2 separate regions of the Homo sapiens genome follow, and region 1 is linked to region 2. The links are chromatin contacts, found by Hi-C or POLR2A ChIA-PET in ENCODE. All regions are on one chromosome and are shown on one strand. Each heading gives the region's core, a stretch centred on a gene start or an enhancer-like site at or near the end of the contact. The rest is flanking DNA. Distances are from core to core; before and after follow the strand shown.

Region 1 (5,695 bases), core at 1,207-3,706, 35 kb after region 2:
CTGCCTGTTCTAGGACCCAGTGTTAGAGAGCTCCTGGCTGACCAAGTCCTGGTTTAAGGACTGTCAGGAAGCCACAGCACTGTGTCAGTTGAATGGGTTGGAGCCACAAGGTCAGGTCCTTATATAAGTCATGGCTGTAAGCCCTTCCCTATCTTACCATGTTCCTGGTGCATAGTAAGTGATTAATTGGTTCATCTATTATATTAACTATAAGCTGAGGGGGACCAGGAGAGCGTGGATGATTCCCTGTGATCCATCCCCTTCTGGAAACTGGGAAACCTCCTTTCAGAGCAGGTCCTTCTAGAAATGGGCATGTCCCATGGCAAGGAAGGGAACCAGCAGCCTTGACCATACAAGTGACTGTTCATATCACAAGGAGAGTGGATCCAGGCAGAAATCACATTGACCCGCATAATTCCTGGCTGCCCCTGTGTTCCATTTTCATGCGCTGTCTCAGGGACCCCCCTGAGTCGTGCTGGGCCTCACCTGCTTGGCTGTGGCTTCTCATACATGGGCTTGGTCATGTATGTCTCCTCCGCCCCCTCCCAGGCTCCATCACAAACTTTGAAGGGCAGCTTGCTCCTGCTGGTTGACTCACTGAGCTCTCTCTTTCCTTGCTTCTGCAAAACAGATTCGGGAAGAGGACAAGAGCCCTCCACCATCCTCGCCCCCTCCTCTTTTCTCTGTCATCCCAGGGGGCTTCATTAAGCAACTGGTCCGGGGGACTGAAAAAGAGGCCAAGGAAGCGAGACAGAGGAAGCAGTTAGCTGTCGCCTCTCCAGAACGAGAGGTAAGTGGTTCCTAAGAAGGAGGACCGTATGCGTTTCCATACCCATCATTCTGTCTTGTGAGCTTCCTCTGAGTCATTTGTCATCCTGCCTTTGCTCCTGCTGTCCTGGTTTTGAGGAATGTCCTTTATTCAACTTGATCTATTGAGCTCTTATGTACCCTTCAAAACCCAGCTCAAACAGCACATCTCTGGAAAGTTCTTCCATTGCCTGCCTTCCTCTGAATCCTGCTGCACCTTCTATGCCTGTCTTAACTGTGGTTGGTTGGCATAGTACTTATTTGATTATATGACTTATTTGACTAGAAATTCCTTAAGAGCAACAATGATTTCTCTCATTCAATTCTGTATCTTAAGCAGCCCTCATAGTACTTGGTCAGTAGTGAGTGCTTAACAGTTTGTTTAGTGAATGAATAAATGATATTCATTGATGCATGGTTGGTGGGGATTACTTGAACACTATTTTTATAGAAAAGGAAACCTAGATACTGGCTAAGATGTATAGTTGGTTCACTTTAAGCAGAAAGCTATTGAGTTGGTACTAACTGGTGTAGTTGCATTGATTGTTAAAATATTGAATCCTTCATACCAGGTGGTAAATGGTTGTAACCCTTGGCCCCCCAAGTGCCCTCAGCTGCCATGTTTACCCAGGTCCCTCTCCTGAGTCCCTTGGAATGGCTACAATCCAATAATTACAGGGTTAATGCTTGGCACAGGTAGGAACCTCAGTACCTTCCTCCAGCTGGTGTCCGTCCTGATTGGTTGATGTCCACTAAAAATCCTTAGCTATTCTGAATAGCGCTGCTGCATTGAAGCAATAGTTGAATGCAATGTGGCCCTTACACTTTAAGGATTTGTAAACTTGTCGCTGGTGGTGGCCAGTGCTATTTCTCTCTTGTCCTCTTTAGCCATGGAACCTGGGCAGGATGACAAGGTGGACCATGAGGGAGGCAGGCTTGGAATGCAATGCATCTTGGGAGTATCCCTGTGTTAGGTAGAAAGGGCATCTCTTTGTGTCTCCAGCGCCCCCTTCAGACAAGGTGAATGCTGCAATGCTTGGGCTGAGAGGTCTGGTGGCCTCAGGGCCTGGTGCTGGCTTGAGCCCAGTGACCCATCCTGACTCTTCCTTCCCCTCCCCTTCAGCTTTGGTTTGCCCGGCTAGTCCCACATGTGCCTGCACCTGTCTGATGAACGACTTTGATGCATTAGAGAGGTCTTCCAGCAACTGAACAGTAGCAGCTGCTGAAATACCTCGGCCAAGTCTTTGTTGGGGAGGTTGACAGGGAGGACAGGCTCTGTTCCCACTCTTGCCTGACCTAAGGCATAAGTGGGGGCCAAAGTTGACCCCGGCAGGCTGTTGTTAGGTTATGATGAAATGTTACTGTGTGCTGTTTATCTCCAGACAATGCTGCTTTGCTGCTCATGGGCTCATTTAATACCCCGTGCAGCAATGCAGGTGGATGGGATTCTACCCATTTATCACAGGTGGAGACTGAGGCCAAAAGAGGTCAAGTGATTTTCCCAAGGTCATCAGACCAGATAGAGGCAGAGCGAGGGGGAGAGCCTGTGTGTTCTCTGCTCTCACAAGATGCCTGGAAAAGGACCAGTCTGGTGAGTGAGGTGGCCGGGGTGGTGCCACAGAGACCTGGGGGAAAGGGTTCCATGAGATTGACACCAGCAGCGCTGGTGTCACTGTGAGCAAGTAAAGAGGCAGAGTTAAGCCATGGATGGGGACAAACTGTCACTGCTGTGCCTGGATGGAGACTCAGAGCCAAGATGCAGGATGGCTCTGAGCCTCAGCCCACAGCAGGTGGCTGGACCATGGGCCAAGATATTCCTGGGGCTGGAGCAAGGGAGCCTCAGGACATGTTTCCACAAGGCAGCAAGCTCTGGCTGGTTCCTGCCAATTTAATTTTCTTGTCCCAATCAATAAATAACTCCGTACTCTCTTGCCTTGTCCCAGCACAACTGTTTCATTTGATCCTCATCTAATCCTTGCAAGAAGCCATTAGAATCCATCCCATTTTGCAGGAATGGAAAACAAGGCTTGGGGAAGTGACCTGGTTCTCCTAGGGCTACCCAGTCAGTGAGGAACAGGGAGAGGCTGGAATAACACTGGAGTGGAAAGTAACCCGTATTGAATGTCAAGGAGACCTAGATTCTAGCTCTGGCCCTGCCGCTTTTTGTGGTCCTGGCTAAACCCCTTCCCCTTTCTTGGCCTCAGTTTACTCATCTGTAAAAATGTGCTATTAGTTTCTATTGGCCCCAGTTATTCTAGAGGTGCTGTTTCCCTCTATATGCTAAAAAGGGTGGCAGGGTGGGGGGACCAAAGGCTTTGATGACTTTGAAGGTCCAAAGGAAGAGAATCCATGGGCATATGAGGGTGGGGTGGGAGGAGGCTGGCACTGGTTATCTTGTTTGGCCCACCCCATGTTACTGTCTCCTCTGTGGTGGTTGGTTAAAAATAAGGCACTGACTTACTTTTCAATATGGTGTAGACAGTGGTGAGATTTGCCAAGTGCAGTCAATCCCCCTTCCAAGGCTATGTCCTGCCTTCCCCCAGAAGGTCAGGAGAAGCTACTCGGCCTTGGGCCCCAGAGCCATGATGCTGAGCACCAGCTGAACCTCGTAATCACCCGGGCAGTCACAACCCAGGCAGACTCAATCAGAGTCTCTGGGAATAAGGCCAAGGAGTTAAGGTTTTTAAAAGTGCCCCAGGAGATTCCAGAGAGCCCTAGAGAGAAAAGGAAGGGCATCTAATATGCCGCAGTTCAAGGCACTGGCTTTGGAGTCAGAGAGAACTGGCTTTACATTTCACCTTTGTAGCTGGGTCACCTTACATCTTTACATCTAGTTCTTTGCTTGTAGAATGGGGAGAAGTTCAGAATCTACTCCAGTTGTTCCTTCGGAGGATTAAATAGGAGATTGCATGATGGTGATATAGGGCTCATTGCAAGGAAGATATAAATGATAGATACTATTATTATTGTGATTATTACAAAGATGAAAACAGAGACTTTGCTGTGGCATTGGTCACCTAAAACAGGAGAGAGACACAAAAGCCAGAATGGAACGCAGAAGGTGGCCACGCTGTGACTGGTGTACTAGCATAGTGCTCTGGAACTTTGTGCAAGCTTGGAACAATTTCTGATTGAGGTCTTCAGGCAAAGATTTGTAGAGAGGAGATAGAAGAGATATTTGAGCTGGGTATAGAAGATGAGTAGACCATGGACAAGTGAAGAGGGGAAAGGGCACGCCAGGCAGCAAGCTCAGCATGGGCAACAGCCTGGAAGCAGGGACTGGTCAGGTAGGAGAAGGTGACCAGTACAGTTCATGCATGGGAACAAGTAGGGACAATATGGTCAGATTGGAGGCTGGGGTTCCTTGTTGAGGAATTTGAAAGACCAATGGTGGTGCCAAATGATTTTCCTTTAGGCTGTGGGCAGCTACCCAAATCTTTTGATCTGGTATAAAATGGCTGGCAGCAAATTGAAGGGACAGCAGTTCACGGGCTGTGGCAATGGCCCAAGTGAGGGATAGCGGACATGAGTTTGGAAAAAGAGACATAGATGTGAAGCTTGGCAGGGTGGAATCAACATGCCCCTGGGACTGGTTTGAATGCAAGAGGAGGGGGAGAATCCCAGATTCCCAGGCATGGGTGTCTGTGAGGCTGTGCTGGCATTGTCCAAGATGGAAGAACCCAGGCTAGGGCTGGTGGTGAAGCGAGACATCAGGGTAGAACTTGCTTATGAGGTTGAGGTCTTTTTCTGCAGAGATGGAGGCACAGCTGGACCTGTGAGCTCTTCAGGCCATAGCCAGGCTGGTTTGAGGATGAAGCTCTGCACAAGGCTAAAATCACAAGGCAGTAACAAGGCCTGGGAAGGGAGCAGGCAGTGGAAACCCCTTGGGTGTTATGCAGTCACAAATGTCTGGGTCAGGCAAGAGTGGGGGACCCCAGGGGCAGAAACCAGGGCCCTCAGCTGGTATGGGAAGTGTGATATGGGGATCAGGGCAGTGGAAGTAGCAGCAGCTCGGTTTATTCTTCTCTCTCTGATCTCCAAAGTGCATTTCTACATCTCATCCTATAAAAGATCTGGATGGTCAGGTGGTATCTGCCTGTACTGGGGAAACCCGAAGCCCAGAGAGAAGAGATGGTAGCCCAGATAGACATAGAAGGAAGCCTAGCTGGAGAGTGTTAGAGCCAAGGTGAGAACAGGTCCTCTAGTGACAGGCCCTGAGTCCTTTCCTGGATCCCCTACTCGCCTAGGAAAAATCCAGGCAGAAATAACAACAGTAGTAGCAGCAGCTACTGTTGTTGAGGACACACTATGCGCTGGGCTCAGTTTCTACATATTGTCACACATTCTCACACCTACCCTGCAAGGTAGGCTTTTATCATTCTCATTTTATTGATTAAAAAACAGACTCAGAGAGGAGAAGTCATTTAGCTAAGGTCACACAGCTATAGAGTGTCAGAGTCAGGAGTTGAACTTGGTTCTGTTGGGCTCCAAAGTCCACTCCTTCCACTCCATCACTCAACTTTGAGGGGCTAGGCCAAGGTCAAGGGTGCTAGGCTTGGCCATGCCTGTTGGATTTGGAGGTGCTCGAGCATCTGTGGAAGGATGAATGGAGAAGTGAACAATGAAATGAATGAACGAACACGAGTGAATGACAAAGCTGTCAGGTCAGCAAGCAGCTATGTAGGCATGGTTGTGTTCTTTCTCCCAGATCCCAGAAATTTCCATCAGCCAACCCAACAGCAAGTCCAGCAGTGGCACCAGATCTGGAAGCCAGCAGATCTCTCAGGACGACCAGTCAAGCTCTCCTGGGAGCTCAGACATTCTGGGCAAGGAGAGCGAGGGGTCCCGCAGCCCCGACCCTGAGCAGATGACAAGCATCAATGGTGAG
Region 2 (6,311 bases), core at 2,690-5,189:
AAATTAGCCGGGCGTGGTGGCGGGCGCCTGTAGTCCCAGCTACTTGGGAGGCTGAGGCAGGAGAATGGCATGAACCCGGGAGGCAGAGCTTGCAGTGAGCCGAGATTGCGCCACTGCACTCCAGCCTGGGCGACAGAGCGAGACTCTGTCTCAAAAAAAAAAAGGAGGGGGGCTAAATATCCAGTGAGATGCACTGAGGAAAGGAAGCATTTTGCTGAAGACAGCAGCAGCAACAAACAATGGTCTGTTTGTTGCAAACAAGATGTAGCTTGATTTCTGGTCTGACATATGCCATATACAGATATTAGAAACGACTGTTTGAAGGCCACACTGGTCATCTACAAAGTAATGTTTACCAATTGACGACAGGGATTTAACTAGATTAAAAAGATCAAAGTGTGGTTTTTCTCTGCTTTTTAAAATTTCACTCGGAATTTGTAGCTGGGCCAATTCAACACATTTTACTTTTCAGTGGAATTGATTTTTCTAATGTTTCAGAATTTTAACATATCAAGAAGAAAACAACGTTCTCAAAGTCTGGCCTCTTTAGCATGATGTAAACCTATAGAAATGCTTTGAAATGTGCTGGTGTAAGATAAGAGTTATCTTGTATGATTTAATCATATGCAGTGTTGTCTCAGTTACGTTCAGGGAAATGTTTCTGTGTCATTCAGAGATGCTTGATGAATTAACACCTCCCACCCTGAGTGAGGGGTTGACTTGTTGGGAGATGATTTGGGCTTCACTGGGATCTGTGACAGGTGGGGGCTGGGCTGGGTGTCACAAAGAGAATAGTGGTAGAAATCGGGCGAAGGAAGAAAGAAGTTACTGGTAAAAATCATTACACCATAAAGCACCAAGGAAATAACTGAGTTAAAATAGGTGAAGTTTCTTTTTTCCCCCCTGTAACAGGAGAGTTTTCCTTATGATAATTATTCTGAGACTTGGTCACTTTGTTTTTGAATGTGGAGCTGCTGAACTCATTCAGAAGCCATTTGCTGCCTATCAGGACTTTCTGAAGAAGTTCTTTTGCCTCTGCCTACCCTCTGGCACCCTCCCATGGAGGCACAGGGGACCCAGAGCTAAAGCATTACCAGGCCATCTCCAAAACACCCCGTGTGTGTGTGTGTGTGTGTGTGTGTGTGTGTGTGTGTGTGTGTGCACTTTGCAGCCCCCGAGGTGGAGAGGCAGTGTCTGGATCACTGTGAATGCATTGCCCCATTGGTCAGTTGGGGACACTGTTACAAATCCACTGAAGTCCTGGTAAAACTGTCAAGAGTAACAGGCCTCTTCTGTTCTACCCTGCTCACTTCCACGGTGAGTTACCAGCCTGGGCAACACAGCAAGACCCCATCTCTACAAAAAAAATTTTTTTAAGTAATTAACCGTTTAAATTTTTTCCTAAAGATTTAACATGATTTTTCCCTCCTATGTAAAGTTTACTGGAGAGACTTGAATTACTTAAATTCATGTTAATATGATTTTTTTTTAATCCAGGTCACATTTTAACAAAGTTTATTATGAAACAAATGAAATTTGAACTCTAAAATGGTACTCCTTGGCTTCCTCAAGTCACAATGAACTTTATATTTTCTTTGTCCTTAAGGACTAAGATAGTTGTTTTATTTCAGCCGAATCACAGAGATAACCACTCCTGCAGGCCCCCACAGCTGGCCCAAAGGGGCTGTCTTTCTGACCTGGCTGTGTTAGCACTGATTGAGAAACGCAGGCTCCCAAATTTTAAATTGCCTTTATTAAAAACACAAACTACAGAAAATGGGTTAAGAGTATACGCATTTCATCAAACACATATAGGGGAAAAAATCCTTCAATTTAGAGTTAAATAACTCAGCTTTGTATAGTAGAGTTAGCGCTCCAGTATCTAACAATCTCAGAATCATCTCTGAAAACTGGTAACTATGCTTCCATTTTTAATTTTGTCCTAAATATCAGATGTCTTTGATGTAAGGGTAGGGAATGGAGAAATATTTTCAATTGTGTATTTGTATTACAAAGAACTTGAAATTTACTTTCTTAGTTGATTATATTAAATGATGTATATATTATATGTGGTTTATAAGCTCAACACTGGCCATTTTTTTAGTTTTATTGTTAAATGGTATTTTTCTATGTTTAATTATAATAGATCTGGCTTTTTCTGGATAGCATAAAGATCACTGAACTATATATATATAAGAAACAAGAGTTCTATTTTAGCACAAAGGCATTTTATATTATTTATTGAATCCATAAGTTTGTTTTCGTCAAAAACATTCCATATTATTTCTGCTCCTTTTTATTTGTATAGTTTGTTATTTAAAGAAATGGCAGTCCTTCCTGTTCTTAATACAATAAAATTGAAATAATGCACCTAGTAATGTGGCCGACATCTCTTCTCACCACCATGGACTGTTTTCAACAACAGTTGATCTTCTGGTCTGTGCTGAGAGGCGCATGCATGTCTTTCGTCACGTCGGGCAGCACACCTGCTGTGAAATACTGCTTTCATCTACCTCTTCAGAAGGCTTCTTGCTTGTTGACAAGTACCGCAAAGGCTTTATTCTGGACTGGCTATCTCATAAAAGGATTTCTGTAAGACTTTGCAGTGTCATTCCCTCAGAACCTAGGTTTGTTTCTAAAGCCACGGTATTGTCCAGGAGCCCCTGTGTGTGGGGCAGGTAGCTATCCCTCCCATGTCATTAGTAATCCTTTAGGATTTAAGGTACAACTGGACAGCATCATTCCTTCCCCTTATTGTGCCAAATCCCCACCATCAGCCTTGCCATTGCCTTAAGATTTGATTATTGCACCCAATTACCTAACCACTAAACAGAAAGGCCACCTTCACTCTTTGAAAAAGGCAAGCTGTGCTTAGAAACACTGCTTTTAAGAGTAGCACATTTGAGTGTGACTTTTTCCCCCCTTCACTATTTCAAAATGGTTTTGAAATGGGGTCTTAAAGGTAAGCGCCCTCATACATGACTGAAACTTTGTGAGAGGTCTTATATTTGAATGGACCCTTAATGATTTATGTGAAATAGAATGAAGTCCTGTCTCTGTGAGAGAACGTGCCTCCTCACTCATTTGTCTCTGTCTGTTTTCATAGCCATCAATATAGTAACATATTTACTATATTCTTGAATACCCTTGAAGAAAGAAATCCGTTTTCTATTGTGCATTGCTATACGAAGTGAAGCCAGTAAACTAGATACTGTAAATCTAGATATTGTACCTAGACAAAATATCATTGGTTCTATCTCTTTTTGTATCTGTTGTGCCAGGGAAGGTTTATAATCCCTTCTCAGTATACACTCACTAGTGCACGTCTGAAATAGTATCCCACGGGAGATGCTGCTCCACGTCTGAGGTCACCTGCCCTGTGTGGGGCACACCACCGTCAGCACCACCGTTTTTACAGTTACTTTGGAGCTGCTAGACTGGTTTTCTGTGTTGGTAAATTGCCTATATAAATCTGAATAAAAAGGATCTGTACAAAGATATCGACTTCCGTGTGCTGTCTTTCCCCTCAATTAAAAGCTGCATTTCTTTACCAAGCTGTTAAGATATCAGAAAGTGACTGATTGGAAAGAATCCCGACTCTGGGGGGAATTCACGCAGAGGCTGATTTTAAATAGAGGAAGAAGGGGACTGCCGAAAGCATTTCTGCTGATTTGGTGGGTCGCTGGAGCACAGCCAATTTCACAGTTTCAGGGTTTGGGACACCAGCGCTTGTGCCCCAGAATAACACGTTGCAAATGAAGAGCCTGGAGAGCCTAGGCAGTGAGGAAATCCAGTAGGTCTGGCTCATCTAGAAGCTATTCCATGCTCCCCAGCCCACTACGGGGGAGCTTTGGATTCCCTCCCAGAAGACAAGACCTCTTGCTCCCTATCCCTGCTCCCACAGAAATGTGCTGAGATGCTCCCCATCTCCCACCCCTACCGGCATGGTGCCTGTCACTGTAAACCAGAAATCCAAGGTGACAGTCCCCAAGCCACAGCTGCCTGGGCATGACTGTCTTCCTGTAGGTCCGCGGGTCAAGGGCAGGCTGGGTATCTCCTGTCTTTAAGCTGGCGGGGGTGGGGAATACCCTCTCTCTTGCTAGTTCAGGAAAGAAGGAAGTCACGATTGGTCCATGTAGCCACTGAGTAACCCTGGGGTGTATTTGTGCTTGCCAATTTGAAAACCATTTTGCAAAATAGTTGACAGGGGACCGAGCTATGGAGTGTGTAGCCAGGTCCATGGGCAGGAGGTGACAACCATCATGGAACCCTTGGTCTAATGTGTTACGTAACCGAGGGAAGCTGGATATGGGGGTTCAAACAAGCACTCCAACCCCTCTCAAGAGCTGCAGAAATCAAGTCACCCCCTCAGGAGCCAGAAGGAGGGGAAATAGCATCAGGATCTCAATTCCCAGCATCATCACTTTGGACAACCTCTTTGGCCCTCAGTTTTTTCACTCCTATGTTACAAGGATCAAATTAGAGGATCCTGAAAGGTCATCCAAGCCAAAAACATCCTCCGTCTCTGACTTGAGGTAAGTGACGTGTTGAGGCTGCAAAAAGGAAATGCCTTCCAAGTCCTAGGTTCCTCCTACCTTGCATTATGAGTAATGATGTTAATGTCCCCCCTTTAAACTGTGAGTTCCTGGATGCAGGAGCCCCTCAACTATGTACTGAATTTGAGGAGAGCCATCTAACAACTGCAAGGCTTTCTTTCCCTAGGCACTTTTACCAGTTTGGATATTGGAGTTCTAAAAAAGAGTTTTTCAGGCCAGGCGCAGTGGCTTATGCTTGTAATCCCAGTGCTTTGGGAGGTTGAGGCAGGACGATCACTTGAGCCCAGGAGTTTGAGACCAGCCTGAGCAACATAGCGAGACCCTGTCTCTACAAAACTATAAAAAACTAGCCAAGCATGGTGGCACATGCCTATGGTCCTAGCTACTCGGGAGGCTGAAGCGAGAGGATTGCTTGAGCCCTGGAGGTGGAGGCTGCAGTGAGCTGTGATTGGGCCACTGCACTTCAGCCTGGGCAACCGAGTGAGACCCTGTCTTAAAAAAAAAAAAGGAAAGTTTCTCAGCCCAAATTACTCAGGCTATTTCCAGAGATCAGATTCACCAAATAAAACCTTCAGCTTTTACTTTGTGCTCACATACACAGTTTTGGACGTGCACATAATTAATGAAATCCATGAAGGGAAATTTAATGGCTCATTTTTTTTGTTTTTTTAATGTTTAATTTTTGTGGGTACATAATAGGTGTATATATTCAGGGGTACACAAGACAGTTTGATACAGGCGTTCAATATGTAACATCCCATCAGGGAAAGTGGGGTATCCATCACCTCAAACGTTTATCCTTTCTTTGTGTTACAAACATCCCCATTATACTCTTAGTTATTTTAACATGTACAATAAATTATTGTTGTCTATAGTCACTTTATGGTGCTATCAAATACTAGATCTTATTTATTAAACTATGTTTTCGCACCCACTAACCATCCCCACTTCCCGCCCTCCATCCCCATACTACCCTTCCTAGCCTCTGGTAACCATCATTCAACTCTATCTCTCCATGAGATCAATTGTTTTAATTTTTAGCTCCCACAAATGAGTGTGAACAAGCAAAGCTTGTCTGTCTGTGCCTGGCTTATTTCACTCAACATAATGTCTTACATTTCCTTCCATGTTGTTGCCAATGACAGGTTCTCATTCTTTTTTTTTTTTTTTTTTGAGACGGAGTCTCGCTCTGTCACCCAGGCTGGAGTGCAGTGGTGTGATCTTGGCTCACTGCAAGCTCTGCTTCCCGGGTTCATGCCATTCTCCTGCCTCAGCCTCCTGAGTAGCCGGGACTACAGGCGCCCACCACCAGGCCTGGCTAATTTTTTGTATTTTTAGTAGAGACGGGGTTTCACCATGTTAGCCAGGATGGTCTCGATCTCCTGACCTCGTGATCTGCCCACCTCGGCCTCCCAAAGTGCTGGGATTACAGGCGTGAGCCACCGCGCCCAGCCGAGAGGGTCTCATTCTTTTTTTATGGCTGAATAGTACTCCACCCTGTGTATGTACCACATTTTTTTTTTAATCCATTCATCTGTTGGTGGAAGCTTAGATTAATTCCAAACCTTGGCTATTGTGAATAGTGCCGCAATAAACATGGAATGTCTTCAATATACTGATATCCTTTCTTCGGGATATATATCTCACAGTGGGATTCTGGATCATACGGCAGTTCTATTTTTAGTATTGCAGGCACTTCTATATTGTTCTCCAAACTGTTCTCCATACTGGTTATACTAATACACATTCCTACCA

The links. Hi-C counts contacts between places; a loop is a spot of excess contacts on that map. ChIA-PET counts read pairs that join two places held with the same protein, here RNA polymerase II (POLR2A). Pooled maps may share reads with other maps.
Region 1: a map of K562 shows a loop between it and region 2 (2.3-fold over the local background). The contact joins two enhancer-like sites. A Hi-C loop is called at or near these places in 14 of 168 maps with a recorded cell type or tissue (Caco-2, DLD1, K562 and 8 more) and 10 of 50 pooled maps. POLR2A ChIA-PET finds 5 or more read pairs at or near these places in 7 of 52 experiments (A549, HepG2, activated CD4-positive, alpha-beta T cell and 3 more).

Annotation. Positions count from the first base shown.
Region 1 is chr22:25,762,600-25,768,294 of GRCh38, forward strand. MYO18B (myosin XVIIIB) reads left to right here. Exons shown (of 44, transcript NM_032608.7): 3 at 632-790; 4 at 5,516-5,695. Among named protein-coding and RNA genes, the nearest start is that of MYO18B, 23 kb to the left of the region's middle. Within about 2 kb of position 2,457, at least 2 of the 41 ENCODE cell types and tissues checked have a DNase peak (open chromatin) inside an H3K27ac peak, as active enhancers do.
Region 2 is chr22:25,725,797-25,732,107 of GRCh38, forward strand. It overlaps GRK3 (G protein-coupled receptor kinase 3), which reads left to right. Exons shown (of 21, transcript NM_005160.4): 21 at 1-3,498. Among named protein-coding and RNA genes, the nearest start is that of MYO18B, 13 kb to the right of the region's middle. Within about 2 kb of position 3,940, at least 2 of the 41 ENCODE cell types and tissues checked have a DNase peak (open chromatin) inside an H3K27ac peak, as active enhancers do.